2 separate regions of the Homo sapiens genome follow, and region 2 is linked to region 1. Evidence: chromatin loops called from intact Hi-C (ENCODE). Cell type or tissue: tibial artery. All regions are shown on one strand. Each heading gives the region's core, and the rest is flanking DNA. Links, peaks and the distances in the headings are about the cores only. Region 1 has its middle 210 kb from the start of MIR548F3. Region 2 has its middle 310 kb from the start of MIR548F3.

Region 1 (11,988 bases), core at 2,232-7,231:
GCAAGGCATGATTCATTGGGAGTTACAAGTATGAAATATACCACAGAAAGCGGGAAGGAGCCAGGTGATTTTATTTTTCCTTATATTGTTATTCTTTTTATCTTTTTTCTCTTCATTTTTTTATGCTCTGGACCGAGCATAAATCTTTATAGTTTTTCCAAGAGTTTGGTTATTTGTTTACAATTTTTTCCTTTTTTATTTTTTAAACTATTGTGGGTACACTGTAGGTATTTATTTATGGAGTACATGTGATATTTTGATATAGTCATGTAATATGAAATACACACATCATGGGGAATGGGGTAGCTATCCCCTCAAGCATCTATCCTTTGAGTTATAAACAATCCAATCACACTCTTTAAGTTATTTTAAGATGTACAGTTGAGTTATTATTGACTATAGTCATCCTATTGTACTACGAAACAGTAGGTCTTATTCATTCTTTCTAACCACTTTTTGTACCGGTTAGCCATTCCCACCTACTTCACCAGCCCCTTGCTACCCTTCCCAGCCTCTGATAACCATCCTTCTACTCTCTGTGTCCACGAGTTCAAGTGTTTTGATTTTAAGATCCAACAAATAAGTGAGAACATGCAGTGCTTGTTTTTCTGTGCCTGGCTTGTTTCACTTAACATAATGATCTCCAGTTCCATCCATGCTGTTGCAAATGGCTAGATCTCATTTCTTTTTATGGCTGATTAGTACTCCATTGTGTATATGTACCATATTTTCTCTATCTATTCATCTGTTGATGGACACTTATGTTGCTTCTAAATCTTAGCTATTGTAAATAGTGCTGCAACAAACATGGGAGTGCAAATATCTCTTTGAAATACTGATTCCTTTTCTTTGGGGCATAGGCACACCAGTGGGATTGCTGGATCAGATGGTAGCTCCATTTTTAATTTGTTGAGGAACCTTCAAGCTGTTCTCTATGGTGGTTGTACTAATTTACATTCCCACCAACAGTGTATGAGAATTTGCTTTTCTCCATAGCCTTGCCAGTATTTGTTATTGCCTGTCTTTTAAATATAAGCCATTTTAACTGGGGTGAGATGATATTTCATTGCAGTTTAACTTGCATTTCTCTGATGATCAATTATGTTGACCCCTTTTTCATATGCCTGTTCATTAATTGTACACCTTCTTCTGAGAAATGTCTATTCAGATTTTTTGCCCATTTTTAATAGGATTTAGAGATTTTTCCTAGTTTTTCAGCTTCTTACATATGCTGGTTATTAATCCCTCATCATATGGATAGTTTGCAAATATTCTCTCCCATTCTGTGGGTTCTCTTCACTTTGTTGATTGTTTCCTTTGCTGTGCAGACACTTTTTAAATTGATGTGATCTTATTTTTCCATTTTTGCATTGGTTGCCTATGCTTGTTGGGTATTACTCAAGAAATCCTTGCACACTCTGATGTCCTGGAGAGTTTCCACAATGTTTTCTTCTAGTATTTTTATAGTTTGAGGTCTTAGATTTAAGTCTTTAGCCTATTTTGCTTTGATTATTGTGTATGATGAGAGATAGGAGTCTAGATGCATTCTTCTACATATGGATATCCAGTTTTCCCAGTACCATTTATTGAGGAGGTTGTTCTTGCTCAAATATATGTTCTGGGCATCTTTGTGGAAAATGGATTTACTGTAGATGTATGCAATTTTTTCTGGGTTCTCTATTCTCTTCCATTAATCTATATGTCTGTTTTTATGGTAGTACCATGCTGTTTTGGTTACTATAGCTCTATAGTATAATTTGAAGTTAGGTAACGTGATTCCTGCAGTTTTGTTCTTTTTTGCTGAGAAGAGATGTAGCTATTCTGGGTCTGTAGTGGTTTAATATAAATTTTAGGTTTTTTTTCTAATTCTGTGAAAAATTTCATTGGTATTTGATTAGGATTACATTGAATCTGTAGATTGCTTTGGGTAGTGCAGACATTTTAACAATTGATTCTTCCAATCCATAAACAGAGGTTTTTTTTTTATTTTTTTAGTGTCCTCTTCAATTTCTTTTATCAGTGTTTTATAATTTTCATTATAGAGATCTTTCACTTCCTCGATTAAGATAATTCTTACTTTTTTAATTTTATGTGTAAGATCTTGAACTATTAGAAATGGGATTATTTGGTTTATAATAGCCATTATAATGGCTATTATAAATGGGATTACTTTTTTATTGTTTTTTTCCAATTGTTCACTGTTGGCATATATATTTTTGTATGTTCAGTTTGTATCCTGCAACTTTAATAAATTTGTTTATCAGTTCTAATAGTTTTTCTCTGGACTCTTTAAATTTTTCAAAATATAATATCATATCATTTGCCAACAAGAATAATTTCACTTCTTCCTTTCCAATTTGGATGCTCTTTGTATCTTTGTCTTGTCTGATTGCTCTAGCTTGAACTCCCAGTACTATGTTTAATAATAGTGGTGAAATTGGGTACCCTTGTCATGTTGAAGATCTTAGAGAAAAGGCTTTCAGTTTATCCTCCTTCAGTATAATATTAGCTGTGGGTTTGTCATATATGGCGGTTATTACATTGAGGTATGTTGCTTCTATCTCCAATTTTTTAAGGGTTTTTAACATAAAGGGATGTTGAATTTTATCAAATGTTTTTTCAGCATCACTTGAAATGGTTTTATCATTTTACCATATAATTTTTATCGTTCATTCTACTCACATAATGTACACATTGATTGATTTGTTTATATTGAACCATCCTTGCATCCCCAGGATGAACTCCACTTAGTCATGATGTGTGACATTTGTAATGTGCTGTTGAAAATTGTTTGCTATTATTTTGTTGAGGCTTTTTGCATCAATGTTCATCAGAGATACTGGAGTATAGTTTCCTTTTTGCAATGTGTCTTTTTCTGTTTTGGTTTCACGATAATACTGGCCTTATAGAATGAGTTTAGAAGTATTCCCTCCTCCTCTATATTTTTGAATAGTTTGAGTAGGATTGGTATTAATTCTTCTTTAAATGTTTGGTAGAATTCAGCAGTGAAGCCATCAGGTCTCAAGCTTTTATTTTCTGGGAAACTTTTTATTGCAGCCTTTACCTTGTTACTTGCTGTTTGTCTGTTCAGGATTTGAATTTCTTCCTTGTTCAATTTTGGTAGACTGTATGTATCTAGGAATTTGTTAATTTCTTCTAGACTTTCCAATTTATTGGCATATAGTTGCACATAGTAGCCACTAATGATCCTTTGAATTTCTGCATTACCAGTTTTAATGTCTCATTTTTCATTTCTGATTTTATTTATTTGGATACTCTTTTTTTCCTTAGTCTGGCTAAAGGTTGTCAATTTTGTTTAACTTTAAAAAAAAAAAAAAACTTTTTGTTTCATTGATCTTTTGTATTTTTTTCACTTCATTGATTTCTACTCTGATCTTTATTATTTATTTTCCTCTATTTATTTTGGGTTTGGTTTGCTCTTGCTTTTCTAGTTCTGTAAAGTGCATTGTTAGATTGCTTATTTAAAAATTTTCCTCTTTTTTGATGTTGGCAGTTATAGCTATAAACTTCCCTATTAGCACTGCTTTTGCTGTATCTCTTTGGTTTTGGTATGTTGTCTTTACATTATCATTTGTTTCAAAAATTTTTCAATTTCCTTTTTAATTTTTTTATTGACCCACAGGTCATTAAGGAATATATTGTTTAATTTCTGTGTATTTGTATACTTTCCAAAATTCTTCTCATTAATTTCTGGTTTTATTCAATTGTGATCAGAGAAAATGCTTGATATTATTTCAATTTTTTTGAATGTTTTAAGATTTGTTTTGTGACCTAACATATAGTCTATCCTTGAGAATGATCCACGCTGAGGAAAAAATGTGTGTTCTGCAACCTTTGGATGAAATGTTCTGTAAATATCTACTAAATCCTTTTGGTCTATAGTGGAGATTAAGTCTAATGTTTCTATGTTGATTTTCTGTCTGGAAGTCATCCAGTGCTGAAAATTGGATGTTGAAGCTACCAGCTGTTAGTGTATCAGGGCCTATGTCCCTCTTTAGCTCTAACAGTCTTTTCTTTATACATCTGGATGCTCCAGTGTTGGGTGCCTATATATTTACAATTGTTACATTCTCTTTCTGAACTGACCCTTTTATCATTGTATAGTGACCTTCTTTGTCTCTTCTGAGTTTTTCTTTTGAAATCTTTTTTTTCTAATATAATGATAGTGACTCCTGTTCTTTTTTGTTTCCATTGGCACAAAATATCTTTTTCCATCCCTTTATTTTCAATCTCTGTGTGTCTTTGTAGATGACGTGTGTTTCTTGTAGGCAACAGTTCAATGCGTTTTGTTTTTTCATCCATTCGGCCAGTCTATGTCTGTTAATTGGCAAGGTTAGTTCATTTACATTCAATGTTATTGTTTATAAGTAGAAACTTACTCCTGCCATTTTGTTGTTTGTTTTCTGGTTTTTTTTTATGTTATTTTCTTCCTTTTTCCTTTCCTTCTTGTCTTCCTCTAGTGAAGGTGATTTTCTCTGAAGATATGATTTAATTTTTTGCTTTTTATTTTTTGTGTACCCATTGTATGTTTTTTTGGTTTGAGGTTATCATGAGGCTTGCAAGTACTATTTTATAACGCATTCTTTTCACCTGATAACAACTTAATAGTATTTGCATAAACAAACAATCAAGAAAACTCATAAAAACTCTATGCCTTAACTTCAACCCCCTGCTTTTTAACTTTTTGTTTTTGCTATTTATATCTTATTTTACTATGTCTTGAAAAGTTGTAGTTATTATTTTGATTGGTTTATTATTTAGTCTTTCTACATAAGATCAGTGTAGTTTACACACCATAGTTACAAGGTTATGATATTCTGTGTTTTTCTGTGTACTTCCTATTACCAGTGAGTTTTGTACCATCAGGTGATTCTTTATTATTCATTAATGTCTTCTTTCCAATTTAAGTACTCCCTTTAGCATTTCTTGTAGGACAAGTCTGATGTTGATGAAATTCCTCAGCTTCTGTTTGTATGGAAAAGTCTTTATTTCTTCTTTATGTTTGGAGGATATTTTCACTGGATATACTGCTCTAGGGTAAAGGTTTTTTTCCTTCAGGATTTTAAACATGTCATGACACTCTCTCCTGTCCTGTAAGGTTTCTATTGAAAAGTCTGCTGGCAGACATATTGAAGCTCCATTTTATGTTATTTGTTTATTTTCTGTTACTGTTTTTAGGATCTTTTTTTTAATCTTTGACTTTTGGGAATTTGATTATTAAATACCTCAAGGTAGTCTTCTTTGGATTAAATCTGCTTGATGTTCTATAATCTTGTAGTTAGATATTAATATCTTTCTCTAGGTTTTGAAAGTTTTTTGTTATTATCCCTTTGAATAACCTTTCTACCCCATCTCTTTCTCTACCTCCTCTTGAAGGTGAATAACTCTTAAATTTGCCCTTTTGAGATGAATTTCTAGATGCTGTAGGCAAGCTTCATTGTTTTTTATTCTTTTTTCTTTTGTCTTCTCTGTGTATTTTCTATATCAGCCTGTCTTCAAACTCACTAATTCTTTCTTCTACTACAGCGATTCTATTAAAGGACTCTGATGCATTCTTCTGTATGCCTATTGCACTTTTCAGCTCCAGAATTTCTGCTTGATTCTTTTTAATTATTTCAGTCATTTTGTTAAATGTATATGATAGAATTCTAAATTCCTTCTCTGTGTTATCTTGAGTTTCTTTGAATTTTCTTAATACAGCTATTTTGAATTCTCTCTCTGAAAAGTCATATATCTCTGTTTCTCCAAGATTGGTCCCTGGTGCCTTCTTTAGTTCATTTGGTGAGGTTATGTTTTCCTGGATGGCGTTGATGCTAGCAGATGTTCTTCATTATCTGGGCATTGAGGAGTTAGGTGTTTATTGTAGTCTTCACTGTCTGGGCTTATATTTAGCTGTTTTTTGGGGGGAGGCTTTTTATATATTCGAAAGGACTTAAGTGTCATGATCTAAGCTGTATCTGTTTCAGGAGCACCCCAAGCCCAGCAACACTGTGGTTCTTGCAGAGGTACTGCCTTGATAGTCTTGGACAAGATCCAGAAGAATTATCTGGATTACCAGGCAGAGATTCTTTTAATCTTCCCTTACTTTCCCCCAAACATATAGAGTCTCTCTCTCTCTCTCTCTTCTCTCTCCTCTCTCCTCTCTCCTCTCTCTCCTCTCTCTCCTCTCTCTCCTCTCTCTCTTCAGAGGCATCTAAAGCTGGGGGTGGAGTGACACAAGCACCCCTGTGGCCATAATCACTATGACTGAGCTAGATCAGACCTGAAACCAGTACAGAACAGGATCTCACCCAAGACCAGTTCCTGGCTGCTGCCTATGTTCCTGGATACTGCCTATGTTCACTCAAGGCCCTGGGGCTTTACATTCAGCAGGTGGCAAAGCCAGCCAGGCCTGTGCCCTTCCCTTCAGGGCAGTGAGGTTCCTCAGGCCATGGGTGCGTCCTGAAGCACCGTCTGGGAGTTAGGGAGTCATCAAAAACCTTAGAGGTTTACCTGGTGTTCTATTGTCATGTGGCTGAGCTAGCACTCCAACCACAAGATGCAGTGTTTTTCCACTCTTCCCTCCCCTTTCTAATGGCAGAGGAGCCTCACCCCATAGCCGCTGCCACCCTAGGCCCAAGGAGTACTGCCAGACTACTGCTACTTGTTCCCGTGAGACCCAAAGTCTCCTAAGTCAGCTTTTCATGAACACTGCCTGGCCCAGAACTTACATTTCAGGGCAATGGACTCCCCTCTGGCCCAGGGCAGGTCCAGAAATGCCATTCAAGAGTCAAGTCCTGGAATCAGGGACCCCAAGATTCCCCTTGGTACTCTAGCCCCCCTGAGGTTGTGCTGGTACCTAAGTTGCAAGACAATGTCTCCTTTACTCTTCCCTCTGCTTTTCTTAAGCAGAAGTTTTCCTCTGTAACCACCACAGCTGGTAATGTGCTGAGTCTCACCTGAAGCCAGAAAGTCTCAGAGGCTCACTCAAGGCCCTTGATGTAGTACCTGGTTATTGCTGCTGGTTATTCAGGGCCCAAAGGTTCTTCAGTTATCAGGCAATGCATGCAACCAGGAATGGGTCCTTTCTTTCAAGGCAGCAGGTTCTCTTCTGGCCCAATGTGTATCTAGAAATGTTGTCTGGGATCCAGTGCCTGGAACAAGGACCTGATGACTTTGACTGGTGCCCTATTCTGCTGTGGCTGAGCTGGTATCCTAGATGCAAGACAAAATCCTCCTCACTCTTCTCTCTCCTCTCCTCAAGGGGAAGATTTGGAGCCACAAGCTGTGCAGCCTGGGGTTAGGTGAGGAGTGATACCAGTACTCCCTTGGCTGGCCCAGTTGGTTTCTCAGTATGTTGCATGCCACCTCAGTCAGTGGACTGAGTGGGCCTAGTTTAGCCCTAGGACTCACCTAAGTGTTACAGTCCTTATGGCCTAGACTGCCTTTCAAGTTTACTTGGAGATTCAGAGTACTGTAGACCTCAGTAGCAAGATTTGCAGGCACTCACGTTTGGACCACTGGGATGGGTGATTCCCCTTTGGCTAGGGCTGGTTTAATAGCTCCCTCCATGGGTGGGCATCAGCTGAGTTTGGTCTGGGTTTCCTTTCTGCTCTAACTAGACAGCACAGAGTTCAGTGCCACACAATTGCTGTGTTCTCTCTCCCCCAGGGCCCAGAGACACTCTGCACCATGCTGCCACTGCTGGGTGTTGGAAAGGGGTGGCATCAGTGATTCAGGACTGTTTTTATGAGTGCTCAACTGATTTTTTGATACTTACGAAGTTGTTTTTTTTTTCTATGTAGATAGCTGTTAACTTGCTGTCCTTGTGATGGTGTGGGGGTGATTGGTGGATTCTATTCTGCCATCTTTCTTTTCCCTCTCTCTCCTAAGGGTTTTCTGTCATTCTAGAGCAATTAAAAATGAGGGGACTTCCAGTTCCAAAATGGCCACATAGAAGCAGGCTTGAACCGCCCCCATCAATAATCCCAGAAAACAAAAAACAAGTATACAGTGCTGAGATTAGTACTTGAAATATCCCCAAACTCAAACATAAATATAAGACAATTCCTGGGGCCACAGAGAAGTGAAAAAACATAGAGATGATTGTATGAGAACCAAAATTCCACATCCATGACACCCCTCCTTCCCATTCTGCCCAGTACCAGATGTACAGAGAATTTTGCCCCAACTCACTGCTCTCACCCTGAAAAAAGTGATATCAAGGTAGACAACAACTTTCTCACCTTCTCGAATTCCCTGGCAGAATATTTGTCCTTGTCTTAACCCATAAGAAACATCTCAGGTGCCAGAAAGGAGAAATATCCCTGAAAACAGACAGAGAAAAAGTGGGGAGGCAGAAATACCATCCCCAGTCCTGGAAACTCTGCTTTATAACTCAGCCAAAGGTATGCCAAATCAGAGTGGCTGTTTAGCAGCACCATACTGTAGGAAGTTTGTTTCATAGGTCCCCAGGAGCAACTCCCTCACCAGCCTTTTCACACTGCTGGGACATGCTATTTACAATCCTTCCCCATTTGGAAAGGTTAATGTTCAAATCATTTACCAGAGGCAAAGCAAACCTGGACTTAAGGATCTGGCTGGGGGTGGAGGCAATGACCAAGAGACAAAGGGATCTCTGTGAAAAACATATCCAATAAAAAGCAAAACAAGGAAGACAGAGAAGACTAGAATAAATTCTTTAATACAAAGACATAGACATACATGCACAAGAAACAACAGCAAACAGGAAACCATAATCTCTCCAAATGGGCAAAGCAAAAAACCAGTAACTGACCCTGTTGATATGGCTATATGTGAGCTCTCTGACCATGAATTCAAAGTAGTAGTTTTAAGGAAATTCAGTGACCTCCAAAATAACACAAAAAAGCAGTTCAGAAATTTATCAGAGAAACTCAACAAAGATATTAAAATAATGTAAAAAATCAAACAGAAATCCTCGGAACTGAGAAACACATTTGCTGTGCTGAAAAATTCACTAGAGGCTTTCATCAGCAAAGGAATCAAGCAGAGAAAAGAATCAGTAAAATTGAACACAGGCTACTTGGAAACACACAGTCAGAAGAGAGAGAGAAAAAAAGTAAAAATGAATGAAGACCTCCTGCAAGATACAGAAAATTACCTCAAAGAATTAAATCTAAGAATTATTGATGGTCAAGAGGGAATTGATTAAGAGATGGGGTAGAAAGTTTATTTAAATAAATAATAACAAAAAAATTTTCAACTTGAGAAAGATAAAAAATTCAGGTACAGCAAAGTCAGAGAACACCAAACAGATACCCAAACAAGACAATCCCAAGGTATATAATAATCATGTTCTCAAAGGTTCAGGACAAGAGAGAATCCTAAAAGCAGCATGAGAAAAGAAGCAGATAATGAAAAGGAGTTCCAGTTGGTCTGGCAACAGACTTCTCAAAGGAAGCCATACAGGCAAGGGGAAAGTGAAATGACATTTTTAAAGTGCTGAAAGAAAAATACTGTCATTCAAGAATATTGTACCCAGAAAAGTTATCCTTCAAATATGAAGGAGAGATAAAGTCTTTCCCAGACAAACAAAAGCTGAGAGAATTCACCACCATCAGACCTGTCTTACAAGAAATACTAACCGGAGTTCTTTAAGCTGAAAGAATAAAACAACTGATATGGTTTGCTCTGTATCCCCACTCAAATTTCATGTCGAGGCCGGGCGCAGTGGCTCATGTCTGTAATCCCAGCACTTTGGGAGGCCGAGGCGGGTGGATCACCTGAGGTCAGGAGCTAGAGACCAGCCTGGCCAACACTGCAAAACCCCGTCTCTACTAAAAATACAAAAATTAGCTGGGAGTGGTGGTGGGCACTTGTAATCCCAGCTACTCGGGAGGCTGAGGCGGGAGAACTGCTTCAACCCAGGAGGCGGAGGTTGCAGTGAGCTGAGATCACGCCATTGCACTCCAGTCTGGGCAACAAGACAGAAACTCTGTCTCAAAAAAAAAAAAAAAAAAATTCATGTCGAACTGTAATCCCCACATGTCTTGTCGAGGGAGGGACCTGGTGGGAGGTGATCGGATCATGGAGGTTGTTCCCCCATGCTGTCCTCATGATAGTGAGTTCTCACGAGATCTGATGGTTTAAAAGTGTGGCACTTCAACCCCTCTCCTGTGTCCTGCAACCATATGTAAGACATATCTTGCTTCCCCTTAGCCTTCTGCCGTGATTGTAATTTTCCCACGGCCTCCCCAGCCATATGGAACTATGAGTCAATTAAACCTCTTTTCTTTATAAATTACCCAGTCTCAGGTAGTTCCTTATAGAATTGTGAAAATGGACTAAGACAACACCAATGTTCGAAAATAAAATAATAAACAAAAAACATACAGAACATTTAAAGTTATAAAACCACTGGTAAAATTAAGTAACTGGACAAACCCACAATACTCTAATATTGTAATTGTGGTGTGCAATACACTCATAACTCTAGCCCCAAAGATAAATCCATCGAAACAATAATAGCTACGACAACCTATTAAGAGATAGGTAATATAAAAATATGTAAGTTGAATATAAAAGTAAAATGTGGGGGAGATGGAGTTAAAGTGTAGACTTTTTTTCATTTTCCTTTTGTTTCTATTATTTTTTATCTAAGATAAGTTGTCATCTCTTTAAAATAGCATTATATCTACAAGATGGTTTTTGCAAGCCTCATGGTAACCACAATGCAGAAACCTGTAATAGATTTGCTAAAGATAAAATGCAACAGTTTAAAACATACTTCCAGAGAAAATCACTTAGCCATTAAGGAAGAGGATAAGAAAGGAGAAAGAAAGAGATAATTTACAAAACAACCAGGAAACAAGCATAGAAATGGCAGTAGTAAGTTTTTACTTATCAGTAGTAACATTTTATATAAATGGATGCAATTTTCCAATTAAAAGGCATACAGTGGCTAAATGGATAAATAAGACCATCTATATGCTTCCTATAAGATATCCACTTTATCTGGACACACAGACTGAAAGTGAAGGACTGGAAAAAGATGTTCCATGCAACTGGAAATCAAAAAAGAGCAGGAGTTGCTATACTAATACAAGGTAAAATAGACTACAAATCTAAAATGGTACAAAGAGACAAAGAATTTCACTACATAGTAACAAAGGTGTCAATTCAGTAAGAAGACAAAACAATCATAAATATTTATGGACTAAAAATTGAGGCGTCCAAGTATAAAAAACAAACATTAAAAAGTCTGAGGGGAAAGACAGACTTCAGTATGAGAATAGCAGCGGACTTTAACACCACACTCTTAGTAATGGACAGATCATCCAGATAGCAAATAATAAGGAAACATCAGAGTTAAACTATACAATACATCTAATAGGCCTAACTGACATTTTCAGAACATTTCTCCCAACTACTGCAGAATACACATTCTTTTCATCAGCACATGGAACATTCTTCAGAAAAGATACCTTAGGCCACAAAACAAGTCTGAAGAAATTCAAAAAGTTAGAAATTATATCAGGTACCTTTTCTGACCAGGATGGAATAAAACTACAATAACAAGAGAACCTCAGAAATATCACAAACACATGGAAATTAAACATGCTCATGAATTATCAATAGATCAATGAAGAAATTAACAAAATTTTTAAAATTTATTGAAACCAGTGAAAATGAAAATACAAAATATCCAAATCTGTAAGTTCCAGTACTAAAAAGGAATTTTATAGCAATAAACATGTATATCAAAATAGTAGAAAGACTTCAAGAAATAAATCTAATGATGCACCTCAATAAACCACAAAAGCAAGAATAAACTGAACCCAAAATTAGAAGGAAAGAAATAATAAAGATCAGAGCAGAAATTAATAAAATTGAAATTTTTTTAAAGTACAGAAGATCGATGGAACAAAATTTGATTTTCAAAAAGCTAAAAAAAGTACCTTTAGCTAGATTAAGAAAAAAAAGAGAGAAGACTCAGATAAATAACAT
Region 2 (11,988 bases), core at 3,496-8,495, 100 kb before region 1:
GGAAACGAAAAGTAAAACCACAATGAGATATCCCATCACACCTGTCAGGATAAATATTATTTGTAAAAAAATCTCCAAACATAACAAGTATTGGTGAGGATATGGAGAAATTGGAACTCTTGCACACTACTGGTGGAAATGCAAAAGTGTGCAGCCTCTAAGGAAAACACAGAGAGGGAATGGGAAGGGAGGGCTCTGGAGGAACACTGACTTCTCTCACATTTGCACATTTATACAAATTTGCACATTTGCCTTATCTCCCTGTTATGGGTTGAATTGTGTTTCCCCCAAAATATGTTGAATTCTTAACCCCAAGGACCTCAGAATGTGAGTTTCTTTGGATAAAGGGTTGTTGTAGATCTAATTAATTAAGATGAGGTCATACTGGAGTAGGGTGGGCCCTTAATGTAATGTTACTGGTGTCCTCATAGGAGGATCATATGAAGACACTGAGGAAGAACTCCAAGTGATGATGCAGGCAGAGATTGGAGTGATGCAGCTGCAAGCCAAGGACTGCTAGCCACCACCAGAAGCTAGGAAGAGGCAAGAAGGATTCTACCCAGAGTGTCAGAGGGAGCATGGCCCCACTGACATCTTGATTTTGGACTTTTAGCCTCAAGAATTGTGATAGAATAAATTACTAAAGTTTTCTTAAAGGAATAAACTGAAAATAATGGATATAAATATTGCATTTGTCTGTCTCAGTAATGATAGCAAGACTTGATAACTGGGACATGGAGAGAAACAAAGTCCTTTTCCCCTTTTTTTATACTCCCATATTTTATTTCTAGAAATGACACATAAATAACAGACTCAGAAAGAGAATAATAGAATGCTTCAGCTTTATAAATGGTGAAATTTAGGAAGCACTAAAGAACTAGTAACTTTCTGCTCATTTTCAGTCAAACCATTGGAGGCATTGCTACTCAGGAGGCAGAGATGTTGGTTATACCTAATTTATTGCTGTTAGAAAAACTCTGTGGCCTACAGGATGGTGGCCAGAGTTGAATCCATACACTGCTCTTCTCAGCTCAAATTGAGAAATTTACTTTCCAATGCTTCGTGGAAGGCGGAGGCCCACAGACTCACTGCCACTTTAGTAGCTCTCTTACCAGGAGTATAATCCTAAATCAAAGGCCCTAGCCACAAACACTGTCAATCTGGATTCTTCCAGGTTTAAAAAACAATCCCCCTATCTATGATGATACTGGTTGTGATAAGCTGCAAATCATTCAATAGCTTTCCTGTGGGAACCTCACAAGACAGAGAAGTAGCTCACAAGATGCTATTTTTAAACTTTCAGATAGGTTTATCTCATTCAGCATAGAGGCTGCAGTAACAAAATTGTGATTAGAAATGCTCCAGAGAAGAAAAAGTGACATGTACTCATCTTTGGATGTTTTAGAACTCAAACTCTGTATCTTGCAAACTGCTGAACCCTTTCTAAATGGCCTTTATGAGGGTATCACCAGGCAAGGGGAAATGAGGCTGGCACTCATAAGTCATTATTTCTGTAAAATGTCTGTTCACATAATCCCTTTTGGTCAGGGTACCATATCTCAGACTCACAGCACTCCATGGCAGGGGGCACAATGAGGAATTAACTCTTGGACAGGAAACCTACTTAATACCTGATCACTTCAAAATAGCGAGTTGTAGAAAACTGTTTGTGTCCAGAATGAATTAATTCCTGCTTTGGGTGTGTGGTGGTACAGAAAGTGGTATGAAGTCGTGCTCTAGAAAACCCCAGGCATACAGACTGGGACTAAGTGTGTGACTTGAACAGCAATATATCATTCTTATTAAATTAAGAGAATCTCCCCAAATCCCCAACTAAATTGTTGATTTTTCATAGACCACCATAATAATAGAAGAGAGAGTTTCACCGAAGAACAAATATTTAACCTACCAACATGTTTGTTTTACATTCACTGCTAACACTTTTTCCTGTCATAAACAATTCACCTGAGTAAAGAAAACAGCAGTATAATTGATAGACTTAAAATTGTAATCATGTCAGTAAACTGCCTCATTTACTGACGCTATGTGTCAAAGAGTCACACACTAGGTAAAGGGGGGTGAAGCATCTTATGTTTTTAGTAACTAAAAATGCTATTTGCCAATACAAAGAAATGATCATTTTAATCTGTTTGCATTGTCCTTTATTGTGTGTAGTTTTACATATATGTCTTCTGCATTAATGGATGAAGTTGCTTAACTGTGGGCAAACAAGGAAGCCTCCCCTTCTCTATAGAAGGGATTTCAGGACAAGTCTAAATAATGGGATGTATCTATGTATCTGAGCTGAAGAAAAAGGAAGTTCAATACAGAGAAATAGTGCAGTTAGGTCTTCTAAGAGTTAAAAGAGAAACCATTTCTGCAGCAATGGCTGAGATTGTAGCTGGCATCTTTTTGCTGTAATTTCCACAGTAAGAAACAGAGATGAAGAAAGACAGGACTTTATTCCATCCCTTGTTTTCTTCCATATGTTCATATACCCACCAACATGCAAAAACAATGCTTCTTGACATAAACAGCACTTCCATTATATAACATAATATTTAACTGGAGAAAGGATATTATTTTGTAAGACCAATCTTGTAAGATTCAGGGTCCATGATTCACCATGGTCCAACTCTTTATTTTCTATGAAAGTCAGTCCCTTTGGGAAAGGTATACTTAGAAAATAAAACTTTGCATTCCTATGCAGACTTTTTACTGGTAAAGTTAATTTTACCCATGAGACTTACACATATTTTGTGAATGTTTTTAAATACTAACATTTTCTTGATATACTGGATATAGCATGGCTGAGATGATATCACTATTTGCTCAAATAAATAGACTTTTCTCATGCAAAGCATTCTTTTGGGGTTGATACATTTCAAATATCCTTGATTGCTTCAGGGGCTCCTTATACACTCCCTTTTGAATAACCTTTTGTCCCCGTAGGAGGCTTATCTGTGCTTATAATCATTTGACAGATTTTCCTCCAATTCTTAAAAATAAGAGGTCTCTCATTATCACAGCTCATTTCTTCATCTGTTTCCTTAAATTCACCTCCTTCATCCTTACAAACCTGGTTCGGTTTGTTAGCATTTCTCTTTTATACATCATTAATTTATTTTCACTGGCTCATTTTTCTCACTTATTGAGAAACTCTAGTGTCTTTCATTCTCAAACTACCCTACCTTGACACTGTATCTACCACTTGACACTATTTAGCTTTGCAGCTCTCCATGTTGTGTAAATGTATCTTGCTCTATTCTTATTCTTCTTTTTCTATAATATTAACTATATTCTAGTCCTCCATTTATTTTTCACTCCCTAATCCCTGTGATTGGCTTTCAGCTTCCTCCACTTTGGAAATTACTATTAGAAATTATTAGTTACTGTCTAATTGCCAATTCCAGTGAACATTTTCTACAGTGACAATGTATGCTTTCCCTTATTTGGTAAGTGTTGTTGAACCCCAGGCTTCTGACCTTTGCCCAATGCTCTTTTTCTACATATTCTTTTGTCGTTATATTATCTAACTTCAGCCCTTTCCTTGATGACTCCCGAAGCATTATCTTTAGGCTACTTTTATTTTCTTCAATTTTCCCTAGGTAAGGTAAACTTGCTGGAAATTTGGGACATTTAGATGTCTGGACCACTCCACAAACTCAGTATGTTTCAAATTAAACTTAACAGTTTTATCTCTAAAATGTAGATGGGCTCTTCCATCATCTTTTTTGAGCAATTCAGAAGTAACAAAATTTACAAAGAATAATTGAGAAGTTTCTAGTGTAACTGGCAGTAGATCCAGGTCCTGGTTAGGTCCAAGTTCAGGGACATGGCGGTGATTATCCCTGTTTCTAGCTTTACCCAAGACTAGATCTGGTTTCCTACAATACCCAGACAGACGCCCTACAAACTCTGACCTTACGTAGATATTAAAACCCCAGCATTTAATATAGGAATATTTTATCCAGATCCTTTCCTCCTCTACATTTCTCTTACTTTCTCCCCTCAGACTTACTTCAAAGTTCATGACTGACTGACTGGCTTCTGGAGATTTTTTTAAAAAATTAAAATAGAGCTAACTAGAATTTCTATGTTTAAAGGGTAAGTGTATGAAGAATTGATGGTTCGTGGAGGGAGGTATTCTTGTATCTACCTAGCCTGCAATATTGACAATATTGGCATGCATTTCTTATCTGGTTGTATCATTGGCCATCCAGCCAACCAAACTCAAAATGCAAGAAGTATCCCAGACTCTCTTTTTCACCATCAAGAGCCATTACTTCCCCAAGTCTTGCTGTTTTTATTACCTAAATATTTGACAATTTATTTCTTCTCTATTGGTTATGTTATGTTTGTCCTAGATTATGTCTTTGGTGTCTCTCATCTGGACTATGGCAGAGTTCTGTCACTGGTACCCAGGAGTGTGGTCTCCAAACCATTTTTCATGATGGCAACATTATCTATCCATAGTAGAAAACTGACTATGTCACTTCCATTCTTAAAACCTTTCAATGTTTCCTAAGCTCTTGATGTTGCTTAAAAAAACCCATGATCTAGCCCTTTCCTCTTGTCCTCATATCCTACTTTCTGACTCACACTTTATTCTTCCAAAAGGAGGAACTGCTTATAATTCTCTCCTTTTCCCTGGGTGAAATAACACCACTTCATATTTTTGTTGGACTCACTCTGAGTCATAATTTAAAATTCAAATCAGGCCTCACTTCTTATAGTATATCTCCTTTTTTTTTCTCTCCAAATATCCCATCCTAGTTTCTTGTGTTATCTCTATCACTGCAGATAACATTATTTTGTAAATATATCTTCATATGTCTTTGTTTCCCATTAAATTTTCATCCCTTTTAGGACTGAATACACAGGCTTCTGGAGAACTTTGCCCCAGCCCTACAAAGTATTGTCACCTAGTTGTTGTTGTAATTGTAACTTCAAAAGGCCATTCCACCATTCTATAAATCCAGCAGCTTCAGGATGATGGGGAACATGGTAAGACAAGTGAATTCCATGAGAATGAGCCCACTGCTGCACTTCTTTAGCCATCAAGTGAGTGTCATGGTCAGAGGCAATGCTGTGTGGCATACCCTGATGGTGGATAAAGCATTCCGTGAGTCCACAGATGGTAGTGTTGGCAGAAGCATTGCGTGCAGGATAGGCAAACCCAAATTTGGAGTGTCTTTTCCAGTGAGGACAAACCTCTTCCCTATCCAGGATGGAACAGGTCCAATATAATCAACCTACCACCACGTAGCTGGCTTATCACCCCAAAGAATGGTGCCATATCAAAGGCTCAGTGTTGGTGTCTGCTGCTGGCAAATTGGGCACTCAGCAGTGGCCATATCCAGGTCAGCCTTGGTGGTGGAAGTCCAAGTTGCTGAGCCCATGCATAACCATCATGGCTGCTTTGTTCATGGACACATTGGTCAATGACGGGTGGCTGGGGAAAGAGGCTGAGTGGTGTCCACAGAATGGATAGGTCATCCTATCCACTTGATTATTAAAATTGTCCTCTGCTGAGGTCACCCGTTGGTGAGCACTCTAATGGGAAACAAGTATCTTCACAGTTTTTGATCACTCAGAGAGGTTCATCTACATATCTCTTCACCAAATTTATTTGTCACCGATTTTCCAATTATGTTTCTTCCCTGACCATCCAGCCAAACCATTGGCTACAGCTGATGAATCAGTATAAAATCACACATCTGGCCATTTCTCCTGCCATGCAAAGTGCACAACCAAATGCACTGCTCAAAGTTCTGCCCACTGGGAAGATTTCCCTTCACCACTGTCCTTCAGGGATGTCCTCTAAAGGGGCTGTACTCCTGTAGCTGTCCAATTTCAGATGGTGATTGCATATCCTGCAGAACCATCTATGAACCAGGCCCTAGTCTTCTCTTCGTCTGTCAGCTGATCATAGGGAACTCCCCATGAAGCCATCGGTGCAGGCTGGGGGAAAGAAGGCAGGATGGCAGAAGTGAAGATCAGGGGCATTTGAGCCACTTCCTTGTGTAACTTACTTGTGCCTTCAGGACCTTCTTGAGCCCTATCACATATATACCACTTCCATTTAATTATGAAATGCTGCTGGGCATGACCCACTTTATGGCTAGATGGATCAGAAAGCACCCAGTTCATGATAGGCAGTTCAGGTCACATGGTGACTTGATGACCCATAGTCAAAACATTCAGTTGCCACCAAAGCCCAGTATTGGGCCAAGAGCTATATCTCAAAAGGAGAGTAGCTATGTGCAGAAGATGGCAGGGCTTGCTCCAAAATCTTAGAGGCCTCCACCCTGATTCACCTATGGGGGCCTGCCACAGGCTCCAAACAGCATCCCTATCTTCCACTGACACCTCAAGCACCATTGGATCTGCCGGGTCATATGGCCCAAGAGGCAGAGAAGCTGGCACAGCAGCCCAGACCTGTTACAGAGCCTTCTTCTGTTCTGGACCCCACTCCAAACTGGCAGCCTTTTGGGTCACTTGATAAATGGGCTGGAGTAACACACCCAAATGAGGAATGTATTGCCTCCAAAATCCAAATAGGCCCACTAGATGTTGTGCCTATTTCTTGGTTTTAGGAGGGGCCAAATGCAGCAACTTATCCTTCACTGTAGAAGGAATATCTTGACAGGCCCCACACAACTGGACCCCTATAAATTTTACTGAGGTAGAAGATTCCTGAATTTCAGACAAATTTATTTCCCATCCTCTGGCACACAAATATCTTGCCAGTAAGTCCAGTGTGTTTGCTACTTCTTGCTCACTGGATCTAATCAGCATAATGTCATCCATGTAATGGACCAGCATGATATCTTGCAGAAGTGAAAAGTGATCAAGGTATCTCTGAATAAGATGATGACACAAAGCTGGAGAGTTGATATACCCCTGAGGTAGAAGAGTAAAGGTATATTTCTGGCCTTGCCAACTGAAGGCAAATTGCTTCTGGTGGGCCTTATGGACAGGAATGGAGAAAAATGCATTTGCCAAGTCAGTGGCTCCATACCAGGTACTAGATGTGTTAATTTGCTTAAGCAATGAAATCACATCTGGTACAGCAGCTGTAATTGGAGTCACCATTTGGTTAAGCTTACGATAATCCACTGTCATTCTCTATGATCCATCTGTCTTCTGCACAGGCCAAATAGTAGAGTTGAATGGGGATGTGGTGGGAATCACCACCCCTGCATCTTTCAAGTCCTCGATGGTGGCACTAATCTCTGCAGTTGCTCCAGGGATCCGATATTGTTTTTGATTTTTCTAGGTAGAGGCAGCTTTAATGGCTTCCATTTGACCTTTCCCACCATAATATCTCTCACTCTAATGGTCAGGGAGCCAATGTGGGGCTTCTGCCAGCTACTAAGTATGTGTATGCCAATTATACATTCTGGCACTGGGGAAATGGCCACAGGATGAGTCTGGGGACCCACTGGACACACTGTAAGTCAGATGTTTTTCGGCTAAAACTCCATTAATTACCTGATTTCCATGAGCCCCTACTTTAAATGGAAGACCACAATGACCCATTGGATCCCCTTGAATCAACGTCAGCAGAACCAGTGTCCAGTAGTCCCCCAAATGTCCGATCACTTTTTTCCGCAGTGCAAAGTTACCCTGGTAAAAGGCTGGAGGTCTCCTTGGGCATGGACGGGAGAAAGATTAACAGCATAAATTGTTAGGAGTGTAGTGGGGTCCTTCCTCAAGGGTTCCCAGTCTCCTCTTTATTCAAGGGGTTCTGGTTCTGTAAACTGGCTGAAGTCTGGAAATTGATTGAGGGGCTGTGAGTCTCTGTTTTTATTATTCAAATTCATCTTTTGTCCATTTGACCTGGAAGTTTTCTGGTTATATAAATTAAGTAGGAATGCAGTAGGTTTCCTATCAATTTCACTTCAAGGAACACCATGATTAATTAGCCAGTGACAGAGCTCTACACAAGTCAGACTATTCTGATTGCTGATTTGCCTCTGCTGTCTGTTACAGTAGCTATGGCCAACCTTGCCTTTGACAGTTGAGTGCTGCCACTTGGTCCTGCCACCTCGGGACTCAATTATTCTCATTGTATTTAAATTTCATAGTTGAGTGTCTGTAGTTACCACTGTTAGATCTGACATACAGAGAAGAGCAACTACAGGGCTCTTCAAAGATGCAGGTGCTGCCCTCACAAATCTATTTTGAAAGGTATTGGTCAAGGGTATAGCTTCTGGATCCTCCCAGCTGAGCTGAGTAAGTCTAAAGTGACTAATCCACTCTACAGTCCCAATCTCCCTAAGCCTTTGGATCCCTTCCTCTACATTAAACTAAGGAAGTTCAGGTATTTCCAGCTCACTCACAGTGGTCCGTCTTTCAATCCATATTTCAGCTAACCAAGAAAATAAACTATCAGAACCTTTTTTAACTCTCTGACCTGCAACATTAAATGCAGAATCCCTACTTAGTAGGCCCAAATCAATAAATTCAGCCTGATCCAACTTTGTTTCCTTCTACCATTATCCCACACCCTTAATATCCATTCCCATGCCTGTTCTCCAGATTTCTGTTTATATAAATTAGAAAACTCAAGCAGTACTTTTCAAGTGCAGCTCACCTCCACATGGGACACACACTGAACCTCACCCTCTAGGGGCCCACTGGGACTTAAGTCTAATTATAGGTCTAGAAGCAAACAGGAATGTTGGGGGTGGCTCCTGAGGAGAATCGAAATTATCTTGCCAGGCAGCTGCCTCAGGGAAGGCCATCACTGTTCAACCTCAGGCAGTGCAGGGTTTATCTCCTCAGACAAAGGTGGAAAGGCTGATGGCAGCATGGGTCTGGAGGGAATGTTGCCACTACTGGGTATGGGGAAGCTGTTTCTTCTGGCAAGAAAGTTTCATCAGAGTTTACAAGCTCAGTGTCTCCAGCTTCCTCAGGGTCCTCCCACATGTCCCCATTTTAAGTTGCAGGGTCCCATTCTTTTTCAATCAATGCCCTCACTTTAACAGTAGACACCTGGTGAGGCTGTACATCCACCTTTTGTTGCAGGGCAGCCACTTGCATGATAAGAACTTGTGTCTGTTTTTCCACAGTTTCAGCTATTTCTCTACGGGAGAAAAGACACTGACTCAGGGCAATCTTAGAAGAGTCGAAGCTCAGTATCTGCTTCGGAAGCTGGGTGTTAGAACTCCTGAGTTCATCATTTTTTTCCATCACTTTATCCAGTGAACTTAGGAGAAACCAACCAGCTTCATTATGTTCCTTGGTTCTCCACCTATGGTCAAAAGTATTCTGTATAGTTTCACTAAACTCTTTGTCTGTCATAAGCACTGAATCAGGAGTGTCAAATGCATTTATTTTGTTTTACTCTCTAAACAGTTCCGATGAAGGACTATCAGTGTTCTCCATACTATTAGAAGTAGAGTTCTTAGCATTTTTCAGTCTAGTCATATTAAGCAGCCAACTCCAGAAACCCCAAAACCAATGAAAGAACTCCATCCTTAATATTCTGCTCCTCTAGAACCTCTAGAACCTGGTATCAAAATCTGTATTAGGGTTCTCTAGTGGGACAGAACTAATAGAATATATATATCACTGGGGTTTGTACAGATAATTTCATCATCCAGGTAATAAATATAGTGCCTTATAGGTATTTTTTCCGATTCGTTCCCTCCTCCCATCCTCCCCCTTCAAGGAGTCCCCAGTGTCTTTTGTTCCCCTCCTAGTGTCCACATGTTCTCATTGTTCAGCTCCCACTTATGAGTAAGAACATGCAGTATTTGGTTTTCTGTTCCTGTGTTAGTTTAATAAGGAGAATGGCTTCCAGCTCCATCTATGTTGCAGGAAAGGACATTATCTCATTCTTTTTTATGGCTGTACATAGGGAAGTATAATATTTCCTATAGTATTCCATGGTGTATATATACCATCATTTTTTTTAACCAGTGATGGGAATTTAGGTTGATTTCTTGTTTTTGCTATTGTGAATAGTGCTTTGATGAATATACATATGCATGTGTCTACAAGTGGTAGAATATGGTACCCACATATGATAGGTACCATATATATGGTGGAATAATTTATATTCCTTTGGATATATACCCAATAATGGGATTACTGGGTCAAATGGTAATTCTGTTTTAAGTTCTTTGAGGAATCACCACACTGCTTTCCACAATGGCTGAACTAATTTACACTCCCACCAGCAGTGTATGAGCATTCTTTCTTTCTCCACAACCTCACCAGCATCTGTTAATTTTTTACTTTTTGATAATAGCCATTCTGACTGGTATGAGATGGTATCTCCTGTTTTGGACCCCACTCAAAACTGGCAACTTTTCAGGTCATTCAGTAAACGGGCAGGAGTAACACACCCAAATTAGGAATGTGTTGGCTCCAAAATCCGAATAGGCCCACCAGGCCTTTGGTGTCTCATTGTGGTTTTGATTTGCATTTCTCTACTTATTAGTGATGTCGAGTATTTTTTCATATGCTCATTGGCTGCATTTTCTTTTGAAAAGTGTCTGTTCATGTCCTTTGCCCACTTTTTAATGGGATTGGTTTTTTTTTGCTTGTAAACTTATTGAAGTTCCTTGCAGATTCTGAATTAGACCTTTGTCAGATACATAGTTTGCAAATATTTTCTCCCATTCTGTAGGTTGTCTGTTTACTCTGTTGATAGTTTCTTTTGCTGTGATGAAGCTCTTTAATTTAATTAGATTCCATTAGTTAATTTTTGTTTTTGTTGCAATTACTTTTGGCATGTTTATAATGAAATCCTTGCCAACATCTACGTCCAGAATGGTATTTCCTAGGTTATCTTCCAGGGTTTTTATACCTTTAAGTTTTACAGTTAAGTCTTTAATCTATGTTGAGTTGACTTTGTATGTGGTGTAAGATAGGGGTCCAATTTCAGTCTTCTGCATATGAGTAGCCACTTATCCCAGCACCATTTATTGAATAGGGTGTCCTTTCCCCATTGCTTGTTTCTGTCAGCTTTATGGAAGATCAGATGATTGTGGGTGTTTGGCATTATTTCTGGCCTCTCTATTCTGTTCTGTTGGTCTACCTGTGTGTTTTGGTACCAGTACTATGCCTTTTTGGTTACTGTAGCCCTGTAGTAGAGTTGAAGTCAGGTAACGTGATGCTTTCAGCTTCATTCTTTTTATTTAGGATTGCTATGGCTATTTGGGCTCTTATTTTGGTTCCATATGGATTTTAAAATAGTTTTTTCTAATTTTGTTAGGAGTGTCATTGGTAGTTTGATAAGAATAGTATTGAATCTGTATGTGGCTCTGGGCAGTATGGCCATTTTAATGATATTGATTCTTCCTATTCATGGGCAGATTTTGTTTTGTCATCTCTGTTTTCTTTGAACAGTGTTTTGTAATTCTTGTTGTAGAGATCTTTCACCTCACTGGTTAGCTGTTTTCCTAGGTATTTTATTCTTTTTGTGGTAATTATGAATGGGATTGCATTCTTTATTTGGCCGTTGGTTTGACTGTTGTTTGTTTAGGAATGTTACTGATTTTTTGTATACTGATTTTGTATCCTGAAACCTTTCTGAAGTTTACAGCTCAAGGAGTTTCTGGGCAGAGACTGTGGGGTTTTCTATATACAGAATCATATTTTCTACAAACTGGGAGAGTTTGACTTCCTCTTTATGGACTGATGCCTTTTATTTCTTTCTCTTACCTGATGGCTCTGGCCAGGAATTCCAGTACTGTGTTGAATAGGAATAGTGAGAGAGAAGGTATCATTGTCTTGTGTTAGTTTTCATGGAGAATGCTTACAGCTTTTACCTATTTAGTATGATGTTGGCTGCGGGTTTTCCATAGATGGCTCTTATTATTTTGATGTTTGGTCCTTCAACACCTAGTTTATTGAGGGTTTTTAACATGAGGGGATACTGAATTTTATCAAAAGCTTTTTCTGCGTCTATTGAGGCAATCCTGTAGTTTTTATTTTTAATTCTGTTTATATGATGAATCACATTTACTG

What was found. A loop is a pair of places that touch in the nucleus more often than their neighbours do. Peaks named below come from ENCODE experiments on the same cell type or tissue, not always from the same donor. Only the 100,000 strongest peaks of a DNase experiment are listed, where the experiment ranks them.
Region 2: it touches region 1 in a loop (2.0-fold over the local background); 1 of 110 quality-filtered maps calls a loop at or near these places.

The regions. Positions count from the first base shown.
Region 1 is chr5:110,300,432-110,312,419 of GRCh38, forward strand. No RefSeq gene overlaps it. Among named protein-coding and RNA genes, the nearest start is that of MIR548F3, 210 kb to the right of the region's middle. In tibial artery, for the core only: no CTCF peak of the experiment used is centred there; no DNase peak of the experiment used is centred there.
Region 2 is chr5:110,199,237-110,211,224 of GRCh38, forward strand. No RefSeq gene overlaps it. Among named protein-coding and RNA genes, the nearest start is that of MIR548F3, 310 kb to the right of the region's middle. In tibial artery, for the core only: no CTCF peak of the experiment used is centred there; a DNase peak (open chromatin) is centred at 5,905.